2 separate regions of the Homo sapiens genome follow, and region 2 is linked to region 1. Evidence: read pairs that join two places in POLR2A ChIA-PET (ENCODE). Cell type or tissue: GM12878. All regions are shown on one strand. Links, peaks and the distances in the headings refer to the core of each region. The heading gives the core; the rest is flanking DNA.

The links. Peaks named below come from ENCODE experiments on the same cell type or tissue, not always from the same donor. Only the 100,000 strongest peaks of a DNase experiment are listed, where the experiment ranks them.
Region 2: POLR2A ChIA-PET joins it to region 1 with 5 read pairs; 3 of 35 experiments call an interaction of 5 or more read pairs at or near these places.

The regions. Positions count from the first base shown.
Region 1 is chr12:109,888,663-109,896,199 of GRCh38, reverse strand. It overlaps a transcript of TCHP not described here. Among named protein-coding and RNA genes, the nearest start is that of TCHP, 7.8 kb to the left of the region's middle. RefSeq lists a silencer at 4,323-4,382. In GM12878, for the core only: no CTCF peak of the experiment used is centred there; DNase peaks (open chromatin) are centred at 2,679 and 3,249; H3K27ac peaks cover 1,578 bases.
Region 2 is chr12:108,702,661-108,710,197 of GRCh38, reverse strand. The region is part of intron 1 of CORO1C (coronin 1C); the gene reads left to right. Among named protein-coding and RNA genes, the nearest start is that of CORO1C, 25 kb to the left of the region's middle. In GM12878, for the core only: no CTCF peak of the experiment used is centred there; no DNase peak of the experiment used is centred there.

The DNA of each region.
Region 1 (7,537 bases), core at 1,359-6,358:
CAAGGCGGATGGATCACTTGAGGTCAGGAGTTCGAGACCAGCCTGGGCAACATGGTGAAACCCCATCTCCACCAAAAATACAAAAATTAGCCAGGTGTGGTAGTGCGTGCCTGTAGTCCCAGCTACTCAGGAGACTGAAGCAAGAGAATCACTTGAACCTGGGAGGTAGAGGTTGCAGTGAGCCGAAATCATGCCACTGCACTCCAACCTGGGCAACAGAGTGAGACTCCATCTCAAAAAAAAGAGGCCTGCAAATGTGAACATACAAAGAATTTGGCAATATGAAATATTCAATGACAGGTCAATGACTACGGCGTGCAGGGGGCTGAGAGGGAAAGCCCTGGTAGGAACCCGCAGGTTGGAGCTGCTCCAGGACTTGTGATTTTAGGTATCCTAGCATGGGAGAAGAAAACAAGAACAGGGAGAGGGGGTGACACTATGGGAGCCGCTCTCCATTAGATGAAACATGACAGTACTGGAAGCCGCACAATGCCATCATTTAATTAGCAGGTACCGTTGTGAAGGTATGACATTTCAACACCAACCACTCCAGCTTCTTGCTTCACACCCCACCCCACCTGAAGACAAGACCGCAGAAGTAGACAGGTGGGCTCAAAGACCCTGGGGCTACTAGGCTGCTTCTCAGAGCCCCAGCTTTGTGTTTTAAAAAAATAACAATGGGGTCAGGTGAGGTCATTCACACCTGTAATCCCAACACTTTGTTTGGGAGGCCGAGGAGGATCGCTTGAACCCAGGCATTTAAGACCAGCCTGGCAATATAGAGAGACCCCCCACCCCATCTCCACCCAAATTTTTTTTTTTATTAATCGGGTGTGATGGTGCACACCTGTGGTCCCAGCTACCTGGGACGTGGAAGTGGGAGGATTGCCTGAGCCTGGGAAGTCGAGGTTGCAGTGAGCCATCATTGAGCCACTGCACTGCAGCCAGGGTGAGAGAATGAGACACTGTCTCTGAAAAAAAAAAAAAAAAAAAAGTAATTCTTGAACCTTGAACCATACCATTACTTCAGCTGGGGAACTGTAGTGAATTCCTGTAATTTTATGTTGCCTGGGCAACCATTTTGAATATTTTAGACTTTCTCATATAAAAAGCAGGTCTCAGTCAACCCTTGACATAGTCCATTCTCCACCTCCTCCCAGTTCCTCAAGGTGGTCAACCCAGGTATCTGTCTTATGCAACTGCTGACCCCCTCCCTATGGGACAGCTGAAGACAAACTACTCGACTCACCCCCCGACCCCACCCCCTGCCTGGATGGCACAGTCATGCTGCAGTGACCAGTCCTAGTCACAGTGTGACCTCCTGGAACACATGCCCACTAGCTCTAAACCCAACAAGTAGAACTCCCTGAGGGAAACCTGCTAGGGGAATGCCCTGGACTCCAACAAAGTCTTTTTTTTTTTTTTTTTTTTTTTGGGACAGAGTTTCGCTCTTGTTGCCCAGGCTGGAGTGCAATGGCGCGATCTTGGCTCACTGCAACCTCCGCCTCCTGGGTTTAAGCGATTCTCCTGCCTCAGCCTCCCAAATACCTGGGATTACATACATGCGCCACTACGCCCAACTAATTTTGTATTTTTAGTAGAGATGGGGTTTCTCCATGTTGGTCAGGCTGGTATTGAACTTCTGACCTCAGGTGATCTGCCCACCTCGGCCTCCCAAAGTGCTGGGATTACAGCCATGAGCCACTGCACCCGGCCTTTTTTTTCTTTTTTTTTTTTGAGACGGAGTCTTGCTCTGTTGCCCAGGCTGGAGTGCAGTGGCACAATCTTGGTGGCTCACTGCAAGCTCGGCTTCCCGGGTTCACACCATTCTCCTGCCTCAGCCTCCTCAGTAGCTGGGATTACAGGTGCCCACCACCACGCCCGGCTAATTTTTTTGTATTTTTTAGTAGAGATAGGGTTTCACCGTGTTAACCAGGATGGTCTTGAACTCCTGATCTCGTGATCCGCCCGCCTCGGCCTCCCAAAGTGCTGAGATTACATTTTTTTTTTTTTTTAAGACTGAGTCTCACTCTGTTGCCCAGGCTAGAGTACAGTGGTGTAATCTTGGCTCACTGCAACCTCCACCTCGTGGGTTCAAGCGATTCTCCTGCTTCAGCCTCCCTGAGTAGCTGAGATTATAGGCACCTGCCACCATGCCTGGCTAATGTTTGTATTTTTAGTAGAGATGGCATTTCACCATAGTGGCCAGGCTGGTCTTGAACTTCTGACCTCAAGTAATCCACGTGCCTCAACCTCCCAAAGTCCTGGAATTACAGGCATGAGCCACCGTGCCTGGCCTCCAATAAAGTCTTTAGCCCATATTTCTCTCTCTCTCTGTCCCCATTGGTTAAGCACACATGTCCCAAATAGCTTCCCATTTCCATTGGCTATGCAAACCCTGCTCGCTGCTCTCTGGATCTGTGAGTAATAAACTGCTTCTGCTATTTTTGTTGAGTTGCTCCCTCTGTGTTTCACTCGACCAACACACCTGAACTCAATGCTCACCCCTCCCGGTCAGGCTCTCCTAGAGAGTGGCTGTCTTGTTTGGAATAAACTGGATATAGGTGAAACAAGAGCCACAAGGGCATCAGCCGATCTCAACATGTTTCCTGGGAGAAGGACACCTGGTCATGGGTCATGGGACACTTTGGCATTAGGCAAGCCACCAGCATAAAGAAGTATCCTGTGAAAGACACATGATAAACATCCAACTTCCTCCCCAGAGCTAGAGTTCTCTCTGGGGACTGGGCCCAAGAGCAATCCTTGGTGACAAGATGCCCTGCTGGATCTGATGCTCACAATTTTTTTTTTTTTTTTTTGAGAAGGAGTTTCACTCTTGTTGCCCAGGCTGGAGTGCAATGGTGCAGATCTCAGCTTAATGCAGCCTCTGCCTCCCAGGTGCAAGCGATTCTCCTGTCTCAGTCTCCTGAGTAGCTGGGATTACAGGCATGCACCACCACACCCAGTTAATTTTGTATTTTTAGTAGAGACCATGTTTCACCATGTTGGCAAGGCTGGTCTTGAACTCCTGACCTCAGGTGATCCACCCACCTCAGCCTTCCAAAGTGCTGGGATTACAGGCATGAGCCACTGCGCCCGGCCTGATGTTCACAATTTAAGACCACAGGTTCCAGCTTGCTGAAGCTCACCCCACCCAAAGCCCTTGCTTTATAGAGGAGGAAATGGGGGCTCAGAAATGGGGAGTGTGTGCCTAAATGAGGTAAGTGGCAGAGCCAGCGTGATAGTGAAAGCAGCTGGTAGACTCCGTGTGTAGAGGCAGAAACTGAAGCCACAAAGAGGAGGAGACTCAGCCAACACCTGCTTACCAGTTACTGAACCTTGATTGTCCTGTTCCTGGGTGACCACCTTCATCCTCACAGTGTCTCTAGGAGTATGAGTTAGAGTAACCCCACTGAGGCTTAGAGTAGTTGGGCAGAGCACTCTGATGGTCTTTACAGTGCATCAGGGTTCCCATCCCAAATCCCGCACCAATTCCCTTCTGCTGGGGTGTCAGGTATGGGGCACAGTCCACCAAAATGGGGCATCAGGTCAGTCCTGTGTTTTCTGTGACTTTCCTGCCCACAGGCACCCACTGGCCATTCCTGGATGACAGACAACCTCTACTTCCTAAGTCCCAAAGTTCAAGATGACTGGTAGACCACATCAGAGCAGTTCCATCATCTTCTCAGCCTTGAACCTTCCATGGCTCCCCATTTCCCTTGGCATGAAGCCCATACCACTGTGTCCAGCCTGGTCTGGTCCCCTGCTGACATCACTGGCCACACTGGTCATTTCTTTATCTCTCACCACCACCTTTCCTGCTATGCTGTTCCCTCTGTCTGGAAGACCCTTCCCCTCTGCTAACTCCTACTCAGACTTCAGGATCCCAGTGTAAATGTCCCTTCCTTGGAGAAGCCCTCCTGATTCCCTCTGACCAGGTCACTTGGTGTCAGGACATACTGTATTTTTCTTCCATAGCTTTCATTGAAGCATTAAATAAATGATTTTTTTTTGAGATGGTATCTTGCTCTGTTGTCCAGGCTGGAGTGCAATGGCACAATCTCAGGTCACTGCAACCTCCACCTCCTGGGTTCAAGCAATTCTCATGCCTCAGTCTCCTGGGTAGCTGGGACTACAGGCATGCGCCACCACGCCCAGCTAATTTTTGTATTTTCAGTAGAGACAAGGTTTCTACTGAAACCTTGAGTAGAAACTTTGAGACAAGGTTTCTACTTGCTGAGGCAGGTGGATCACCTGAGGTCAGGAGTTGGTAACCAGCTTGGCCAATATGGTGAAACCCCGTCTCTACTAAATATACAGAAATTAGCAGAGCGTGGTTGTGCATGCCTGTAATCCCAGCTACTCAGGAGGCTGAGGCAGGAGAATCATTTGAACCTGAGAGGCAGAGTTTTCAGTGAGCCTAGCCAAGATCTCGCCAGTGCACGCCAGCCTGGGCGACAAGAGCAAAACTTCGTCTCAAAAAAAAAAGCAAATATTGGGGCTGGGCACAGTGGCTTACACCTATAAACCCAGCACTTTGGGAAGCCAAGGCAGGTGGATCACTTGAGGTCAGAAATTCAAGACCATCCTGGCCAACATGGTGAAACCAGTCTCTACTAAAAAAAAAAAACCCAAAAAATTAGCCAGGTATGGTGTTGCGCACCTGTAATCCCAGCTACTTGGGAGGCTGAGGCAGGAGAATTGCTTGAACCTGGGAGGTGGAGGTTGCTGTGAGTGGGGAGATTGTACCACTGCACTACAGCCTGAGCGACAGAGTGAGTGAGACTCTGTCTCAAAAAAAAAAAAAAAGGAAATATTAAGAAAGCCCATTACTATATCTTCTCCTTTAGTTAGAACTGACCATAGCACATTTACTCACTCAACTACACAGCATTAGAAGTACCAATAAAAATAAGCGAAAGTTACAATTTTCCTATAGAGAAGGATGTTTAAACTGTGCTTACTATAAAATTAATTCAGTGAGGAACTTTGGTCTTTAGATTTTGCTTCAAAATTAAACCTAAGTGTTCCCATGGAATCAAAACTGTACAGGTAGTTTACCATAGAGGTACAAATTCCAATGTGATTTGTTTTGTTTTCCGTATTCAAAACATTTTCACCCAGGGAAGTTAATAAGAGAAGAAAGGAACAAATACCCTAGGGGTTCAAAACCATTACCCGGACTCGTTAGCTGCCAGGCAGAGGCTGTGTGCTAATGCCTGTCCTCATTTTTGAATGCTCAGATTCATACATGATTCATTGCCATTAACACCACCAGTCTGTGAGCTCCTTGAGAGAGCTCCATCTTTGACCCCACATTGCCTGGCAAAGCCTGGTCTGAGAGAAAAGTTCCAGTAGTGATTGCGGAACTGAATGGAATGAAAAAGGTCAGCTGAGCACGGTGGCTCGTGCCTGTAATCACAGCACGTTAGGAGGCCGAGACAGGTGGATCACCTGAGGTCAGGAGTTCAACACCAGCCTGGCCAACGTGGTGAAAGCCGGTCTCTACTAAAAATACAAAAATTAGCTGGGCGTCGTGGCATGCACCTGTAGTCCCAGCTACTCGGGAGGCTGAGGTGGGAGAATCGCTCGAACCTGGGAAGCAGAGGTTGCAGTGAGCCGAGGTCACGCCACTGCACTCCAGCCTGGGTGACAGAGTGAGATCCTGTCTCCAAAAAAAAAAAAAAATAGAAAAAAGAAAAAGGTTGGCTTGCTCTCTCTTTCTTTTTGGGACAGGGTCTTGCTCTCTCACCCAGGCTGCAGTGCAGTGGCACAATCATGGCTCACTGCAGCCTCTATCTCCTGGGCTTAAGCAATCCTCCAGCCTCAGCCTCCTGAGTAGCTGGGACCACAGGCACATGCGCCCCCATGCCCAGCTAACTTTTTTTTTTTTTTTTTTGTAGAGATGAGGTCTTTTGTGTTGCACAGGTTGGTTCATTTTCATGTTTCTTCAATTTAATGATAATGGTAGTGTGCTATGACACTGTCTTAGGATTGTGACACAGTCAGGCTTCCTTAGAACAGTTTATCCATGTGAGACTACAAAGGCCAGGCCCTCTCAGCCCCTGAGGCTGCCCCTGTAGATGGAGGACAAGGTGGCATTCTCCCTCTTCTCTGTGCTGTTAAAATGATCAAAATACTATTTTTATCCAGTAACTGAAAAAATGTCCAAAACTTGGCTGTATCCCACTTGGGTGTTTCCTGGGATGACAGCAAGTGGGCCTGTTGGCGGGTGCGCCTTCGCATTAATTAGGGAGAGGCGGCAGACGGGCCCCAAGAAGCAGCAAGGAGAATTGGCATGGTGGCTCTTAACACCCAGAGGAGTTGGCTCAACAAAGCCCATTTGGCACATTTAGTCCTGCTGAAAACCTGGCAGTTGGGGAGGTGACATCACTGGAATCAATTATCCCCACAATTGCCAGTCCTGGGTAGAAATAACTCCGTAAATCGATTCATAATAGCCACACCATTCATCGAGGGCTGCCTGCCTGCCAGCATGCAAACTGCTCTATCTACATTAACCCATTGAAATCTCACATCAGCCCTGACAGGGAGTTAGCATTGCTACTGTCCTAACTTTACAGATGAAACAACAGAGGGAAGATTTACACACACACAGGAGAAGCTCACATGAAGATGGAGGCAGAGGCTGGAGTGAGACAGGAATGCCTAGAGCCACCAGAGGCTGGAAGAGGCAAGAATAGATTTTCTTCCAGAGTCGTCTTTTTTTTTGAGATGGAGTCTCTCTCTGTCACCCAGGCTGGAGTGCAGTGCAGCAGGCTCACTGCAAGCTCTGCCTCCTGGGTTCATGCCATTCTCCTGCCTCAGCTTCCTGAGCAGCTGGGACTACAGGCGCCCGCCACCACGCCCGACTAATTTTTTGTATTTTTAGTAGAGACGGGGTTTCACCGTGTTAGCCAGGATGGTCTCGATCTCCTGACCTCGTGATCTGCCTGCCTCGGCCTCCCAAAGTGCTGGGATTACAGGCATGAGCCACCGCACCCAGCCCAGAGTCGTCTTTTACTTTTAATTTTGTAGAGATGAGGTCTTGCTATGTTGCCCAGGCTGGTTTCAAACTCCTGAGCTCAAGCAATCCTCCCTCCTCATCCTCCGAAAGTCCTGGGATTACAGGTGTGAGATACCATGCCCAGTCTTTTTTTTTTTTTTTTGGTGACAGGACCTTGCTATGTTGCCCAGGCTGGTCTCAAACTCCTCGACTCAAGGAGTCCTCCCACCTCAGCCTCCCAAGTAACTAAGATTACAGGCACGTACCACCGTGCCCAGCTCAGAGCCTTCGGAGAGAGTGTGTTCTAGCCAACACCTTGATTTTGCCCTAGTGATACTAATTTTGGACTTCTGGCTTTTAGAACTGTGAGAGAATACATTTTGATTGTTTTAAATCATCAAGCAGCCACAGGAAACTGACACAGGAAGTGACTTGCTCAAGGCCACACAGCTAGAAAGTAGAAGTGTTGAGTTTTAAACATAGTTAAGTATTCAATAAATGTTAGCTGTCATTATTATTATTACTATGCTG
Region 2 (7,537 bases), core at 861-5,860, 1.2 Mb after region 1:
GTTCTCAACCTATTCCTGCATTGTCTCAAAGGTGTATCAATTTTTATTATAATAAAAACCATTCTAGAATAGTTGCTGTTGTATTGGAAAATAGGAGGAGAGTGATAAATTACATCTTAAAAAGACAAGTAAGGTTTGTATTTCCCATGTTTTGTAGAGGTTAAAAACTCTGTTGCATTATCTCCCATTGAAAGTAAGTTTATTTTGAAACTTGTAAATATTCCTTTGATTTGCTTAGTGAATAACTTACTGCTACATCGTCTTCCTCTTTATTACTGAGATGATCTTACTGTTGCAAGCAAGGGAAAGCCTATGCAGTTTTAAGAACTTGTACTTGAAAGACCTAATGAGCAAGCAGTTTTTCCAAAGTTGAACCACTCTCTGACAGGACATTTAAAATCATACCTAGTATTTCCTTGGAATTTGTGCCTATTGTGTTAGTTCAGGATTTTTTCATTTACTCTTTTTTTTTCTTTTTTGAGAAAATTAGATCCCTTTATAAAATGCTTTAGTTTTAGGGGGACATTTTAGTCATCTAATTTATGATTTGATCAGTTTGGGACAATATAGCTGATAACAGAACTCCTAAGTTTGGTGATATGCCATCTTAATTTAAAGGTTAAAACTGAACAGTTTTTAAAGTGGTAAAACACTAATACCATTTGACAATGCAGACAGCTCTCTTAAGAAGAGGAAGTTTTTGTGTTTGGGATAGTTCCCAATTTTTCCTTTGTTTGCAGAGAAATTAAACTGCAGAAATACCGTGCTGAAATGGGAGAACATAAAATTCTGTAAAGAGTCCTTGATAAGTGGTGCCGGTTCTTTTATATGAAAATTCTACTTTTAGCCCATAATCAGTAGGGACTTGCTTAGGTTTTCTCCCTGGATAGGGAAAAGCTATTACTGGGCTCTTAAATAATAATTGCCAACATTTGTTAGACAGTATGTACTATGCTTCAGATTCTATGCTGAGTACTTTATAGTTTTTTTAAAAAAACAGTTTGGAGATATAATTCACATACTAGACAATTCACTCATTTAAAGTGTACAGTTCAGCGGTTTATAGTATATATATATAATCAAATAATCTGCAACCATCAACACAGTCAATTTTAGAACATTTTCATTACCTTAAAAGAAACACACCAGGCATGGTGGCTAATGCCTATAATCCAAGCAGTTTGGAAGGCTGAGATGGAAATATTCCTTAAAGCCAGCAATTAGTTAGAGACCAGCCTGGGCAACATGGTTAGACCCCCATCTCTACCAAAAAAAAAATTAGCCTGGTGTGGTGGCGTACGCTTGTGGTCCCAGCTACTTGGGAGGCTGAGGTGGGAGGATTGCTCGAGCTCAGGAGTTTCAGGCTGCAATGAGCTATGATTGAACCACTACACTGAGTGCAGAGTGAGACTCTGTCTCTAAAAAAATAATAAATAGACCGAGCACGGTGGCTCACGCCCGTAATCCCAGCACTTTGGGAGGCCAAGGTGGGCAGATCACCTGAGGTCAGGAGTTTGAGACCAGCTTGACCAACATGGTGAAACCCTGTCTCTACTAAAAATACAGAAATTAGCTGGGCGTGGTGGCAGGCGCCTGTAATCCCAGCTACTTGGGAGGCTGAGGCAGGAGAATTGCTTGAACCTGGGAGGCAGAGGTTGCAGTGAGCCGAGTTTGAGCCATTGCACTCCAGCCTGGGCAACAGAGCAAGACTCCATCTCAGAAAAAAAAAAAAAAACTCTAAGCAACCATGAATCTACTTTCTGTCTCTCTAGATTTGCCTATTCTGGACTTTCATATAAATTAGTATGTCGATTTTTGTGACTGGTTTCTTTCATTTATAATGTTTTTAAGATTCATCCAAGTTGTAGCATGTATTAGTACTTCATTCCTTTTTATTGCTGAATAATATTCTGTTGTACAGGTAATATCACATTTTGTTTATCCATTGGATACAATGGATAGTCTGTATTTGGGTTGCTTCTACCCTTTGGCTCTTGTAAATAATGCTTCCATGAAGACTCATGTACAAGTATTTGTTTGACTACCTGTTTTCAGTTCTTATGAGTGTATACCTAGGAGTGGATTGCTGGGTCTTATGATAATGCTTTGTTTAATTGTTTGAGGAACTTTCAGACTTTTCCACATCAGCTGCAACATTTTGCATTCCCACCAGGAGTGTATGAGGGTTCTGATTTGTCTATATTCTCATCAACCCTTGTTACTCTCAGAATTTTTTATTTTAGCCATCCTAGTGGGTATGGAATAGTCTCTCATTGTGGTTTTGATTTTCATTTCTCCATTGATTAATGATGTCCAGCAACTTTTCATGTGTATTGGACATTTGTACATCTTCTTTGGAAAATGTCTATTCAAGTCCCTTTGATTCATTTTTAAATTGGACTATGTTTTTATTATTGAATTGTAGGAGTTCTTTTTATACTCTAGATACAAGTGTCTTATCAGATATAAAGTTTGCAAAAGTTTTCTCCCATTCTATGAGTTGTCTTCGATTTCTTGATAGTGTCCTTTGAGGCATAAAGTTTATAAATTTTGATGGAATCCAGTTTTTCTAATTTTTCTTTTGTTGCTTGTGCTTTTGGTGTCATATCTTAGAATCCTTTGCCCAGTCCAAGGCTGTGAAGATTTACTCCTATGTTTTCTTCTCAGAGTTTTATAGTTTTAGCTCTTATGTCTAGGTCTTTGATCTATTTTGAGTTAGCTATTTTACGTATTGTCCCAGTACCATCTGTTGAGAAGAGTTTTTCCACTGAATTGTCTTGGCACTCTTGTTGAAAATCAGTTGACCAAAGATGTATGAGTTTACTTCTGGACTTTAATTATATTCCATTGATATAAATGTCTGTCCTTATTCCAGTACCACACAGTCTTGATTACTGTTGCTTTGTAGTGAGGTAAGTTTTGAAATCAGGAAATAGGAGTCTTCCTAACTTTTTCTCTTTTTTCTCCCCAGGGTCATTTGGGTATTTTTGGATCCCTTGCAGTTCCAATCAATCCCTTCATCCATTTCTACAAAGAATTCTTCTGGGAGTCTGATAGGGATTGCATTAAATCTATATCTTAGTTTGGGGAATATTGCCATCTCAATGCTAAGTCTTCTGATTTTTGAATGTGGAATTTCTTTTCATTCATTTGTGTCTTTAATTTCTTTCAACAGTATTTTGAGTTTTCAGAGTATGAGTCTTTCATCTCCTTGATTAAGTTTATTTCTAAGTATTTTATTTCTGATGTATTGTGAGTGGAATTGTTTTCTTAATTTCACTTTTGGATTGTTTGTTATGATTTTATAAAAATACGGCTAGGCATGGTAGCTCACACCTGTAATCCCAGCACTTTGTGAGGCCAAGACAGGAGGATCACCTGCGGTCAAGAGTTCGAGACCAGTCTGACCAACATAGTGAAACCCTGTCTCTGCTAAAAATACAAAAATTAGCTGGGTGCAGTGTAGTCCCGGCTACTCGGGAGGCTGAGACAGGAGAATCGCTTGAACCCCGGAGGCGGAGGTTGCAGTGAGCCAAGATTGCACCACTGCGCTCCACCCTGGGTGACAGAGCAAGACTCCATCTTAAAAAAAAAAATGATTTTTATATATTAATCTTGTATCCTGCAACCTTACTGAACTTACTGGTTCTTTTAGTGGATTCCTCGGGATTTTCTGTATATAAGATCATGTCTTCAGCACACAGAAATAGTTTTACTTCTTTCTTTCCAATCTGAATGTCTCTTACTCCTTTTTCTTGCCTAATTGCCTTGGCTAGAACCTGTACTACAATCCTGAATAGAAGTGGCAAGGGTGGACAAGCTCATCTTATTCTTGATCTCAGGGAGAAGGCATCTTTCGCCATTGAATATTGAGTTAGCTGTGGTATTTTCATGGATGCCCATTATCAGGTTGAGGAAATTCCCTTCTATTCCTAGTTTCTTGAGTGTTTTATCATGAAAGAGTATTTAATTTTGTCAAATGCTTTTTTTTTGTTTTTTTTGTTTTTTTTTGATTCAGAGTCTCACTCTGTTGCCCAGACTGGAGTGCAGTGGCACTGTCTCGGCTTACTGCAACTGCTATCTCCCGGGTTCAAGCAATTCTCCTGCCTCTGCCTCCCGAGTAGCTGGGATTACAGGTGCCCACCACCATGCCTGGCTAACTTCTGTATTTTTAGTAGAGATGGGGTTTCACCATGTTGTGCAAGCTGGTCTTGAACTCCTGACCTCAAGTGATCCCCCTGCCTCAGCCTCCCAAAGTGTTGGGATTACAGGCATGAGCCACCATGCCCAGCCTCAAATGCTTTTTCTGTGTCTGAGATAATTGTGTGATTTTTTTTTCTTCTATTGATATAATGTGTTACGTTAATTGATTTTCAGATGTTGACCCAACCTCGCATTCCTAGGATAAATCCCACTTGATTGTGGTGTATAATTCTAATTCTTTTTCTGTGTTGCTTGATTTCGTTTGCTGGTATTGTTGAGGATTTTTTGCATCTGTATTCATAAGAGATATTGGTCTGTAATTTTCTTGAGATGTCTTTGTTTGGTTTTGGTATCAGGATAATACTGGCCTCATACAATTAGTTTGAAAGTGTTCCCTTCTTCTCTATCTTTGGAAAATTTTGTGAGTACTTGGTATTTTTTAAATGTTTGATAGACTTTAGCAGTGAAGTCATCTGGGTCTGGGCTTTCTTGTCTGTGGTTGGTTTACATTCTTTTTTTTTTTTTTTTTTTTTTTGAGACAGGGTCTTGCTCTGTCACCTAGGCTGGAGTGCAGTGGCGTGATCTCGGCTCACTGCGACCTCTGCCTCCCAGGTTCAAGCAATTCTTATGCCTCAGCCTCCCTAGTAGCTGGGACTCCTGGCTAAGTTTTGTATTTTTAGTAGAGACTGGGTTTCACCATGTTGCCTAAGCTGGTCTCGAACTCCTGACTTCAAGTGATCTGCCTTCCTCGGCCTCCCAAAGTGTGGGGATTACAGGCGTGAGCCACCATGCCCGGCCTACATTCTTATTACAGGTATCATTCCCTTCATTTTGTGAATGGGAAACTGAGGCTCAGAGAGGTTAAGTAATTTGCTAATATGTTGCAGAGCTCAGATTTGAATCCAAATTATCTTATGTCAGTTACTAGGATGACAATAGTAGCTAGTATTTATTGAGTGATTAATTTTGTGTATTTAACCATACAAGGTACTATTATAGCATAAGAATCTCCTGCCACCATCCCATCACCAATTGATCATTTAATGATCACTTCAACTTTATATGCATTGTACCCATTTTTGGATAGAGAATTTTACACTTAATGGAGACTTAGTGACTTGCTGTACTGTACCACGGCCAGGAAGTAAATAGTACAGCTGTGCTTCTCACTTACGAGGCTGTCTGACTCTGGAGTTTGCTCTCTTAATTGCTATACTCTATTGTGTGCCTGGAGGGCCTGAGACATTCTGTGCAAGAAAAGCGGCTATGCCACATGTACACAGGTGAGCCCAGATCAGATTTGACCTTGGAAGTGAATGGGCTCACACTGCCCTTCAAGCTCCGCTTAGAGATGCCTGACTCAGCACAGCACTGCGGAAGCACTGGCTTTTCTTACTGTCTCTGCCCTGTAGCTAACATTCTACTCTGTGATTGTAGCAAAAGAACTTCTATATCATTCTATCCACATGTATTTAGGATGAAAATAAGTATGCATAATATGGAAATAACTTTTTTTTTTTTTTGAGATGGAATCTTGCTATGTCGCCCAGGCTGGAGTGCAGTGGTGCGATCTTGGCTCACTGAAGCCTCCGCCTACCAGGTTCAAGCAATTCTCTTCCCTCAGCCTCCCGAGTAGCTGGGATTACAGATGCCTGCCGCCACACCCGGCTAATTTTTGTATTTTTAGTAGAGATGGGGTTTCACCATGTTGGCCAGGATGATCTTGATCGCCTGACCTCGTGATCCGTCTCAGCTTCCCAAAGTGCTGGGATTACAGGTGTGAGCCACTGCGCCTGGTGGAAATCACTTTTTAAGGTAGTTTAGTATGTATGTCAGCCAGAAGATTTGTATAGTATCTTTCAATGAAGACAAAGCATTTTACATATTTATATTAATCTTCCTATTTTTATGAGGTTAGATGGTATCTGGCCTATTTGAGTGAAGAGGAAAAATCGTCTCTCTTTTTCAAGTGAGAGGCCTTCCTCAAATATCCATTCACATTTAAAAGTGAGGTTCTAAAAGCTGACCTTATGCCTGTGTGAGTGGAGGGGCACATTGAATGGTGGACCTCACTGAGGGCAGTGATGTCTGATCTCTTGTGGGGTAAGGCAGGTGGTATCTTGGGAGCCAGGAGGAACAAGGGGCTGGAGGCCCCACTGTATAGAACCAGGCTGTCAGTGAGGCATCTGTTCACACCTGTGCTGGGTGTCATCCAGGCCCATAGTCAGGCCTCTCCTGGCTTCTGCTGGGGAGAGGGCAGGCCAGTACCCTGGTTGTGCAGCCCTGGGATCTGGGTGTCCAGCTGCTCCTAATTCAGGCTTTCAGTCATTTTCTCTGTAGTCCCTCTCCCACATCCCTGTCTTTGGAGACACACAGTTTCTCCTTGGAGTGTTCTGGGGATTCACAGTGGGCCTTGATGTCCTTTTTGTGCGCTCCTCCTGAGACTCAGCTGAGTAGAGGACACTCACACTTCAGTCAGTTACACGTGCATGACAGCTTTCCATCTTCGAAAGTTTATTGTCACATTTGCTCTCTTGTAGCCTCTTTTCCAGTCCTCTTGTCCTTTCATGTTTTTACCTGCTTTTATTTTTTGCTTTCATTTTATTAGGATTTTAGGAAGGAGTGGAGATAAGTGCTGTTTGTGTTTCTTTTGTAAATTCTTCATATCCTTTGTCTAATTTTCTGTTGGGTTTTAATTGTATGAATTTGTAAGAACGTTTTATTTATGAAGGATGTTAACTCTGACATGGTGCAATCCTTTTTTCTTCTACATTAGCTTACTTTTGAAACACTTGCTTGAAGATGCTGGTAGGGATTGCAGCTTCTATAACTTGTACAGATGGTTGCAGATGGTTGTGTGGGGAAGTGGAGCCCAAGACCAGCTGGCTGTACGTTGGCTTTTGTATAGATGTGCTTTCCTTTTGCTTTTCACCACCTCATGGAAGCTGTCTTATCTAACTCACGCTTGAGAAGTATTCATATTGATTCCAAAATGAAGGACCCTGGCCACGAATCATTTGCCATCTCCTCTACCAAAGACTCAAAATGTATGGCCCTGGTAGTCAGCTGGGAAAGTCTGGCAATAACAGCTGGGCTAAGGAACGTGGATGCTCAATTGCCTGCCAAGGGTCTCTTACTTCAGCCCGGCTACATGCCCCCAGCATTGGAGAGAGGCCACTTTCACACATGCGTTGGAAGGGTAAGAGACTCTGGCAAAAATAAATTCGTCTCTCTGCATTTAGCAGTGGGCTCAGGGCCATGAGGAAGGGAATTAGAGGAAAGGAATTAGCAACAGCCCACCATGTGTCTCGTCTGGCATGAGTGGACAGGTGTT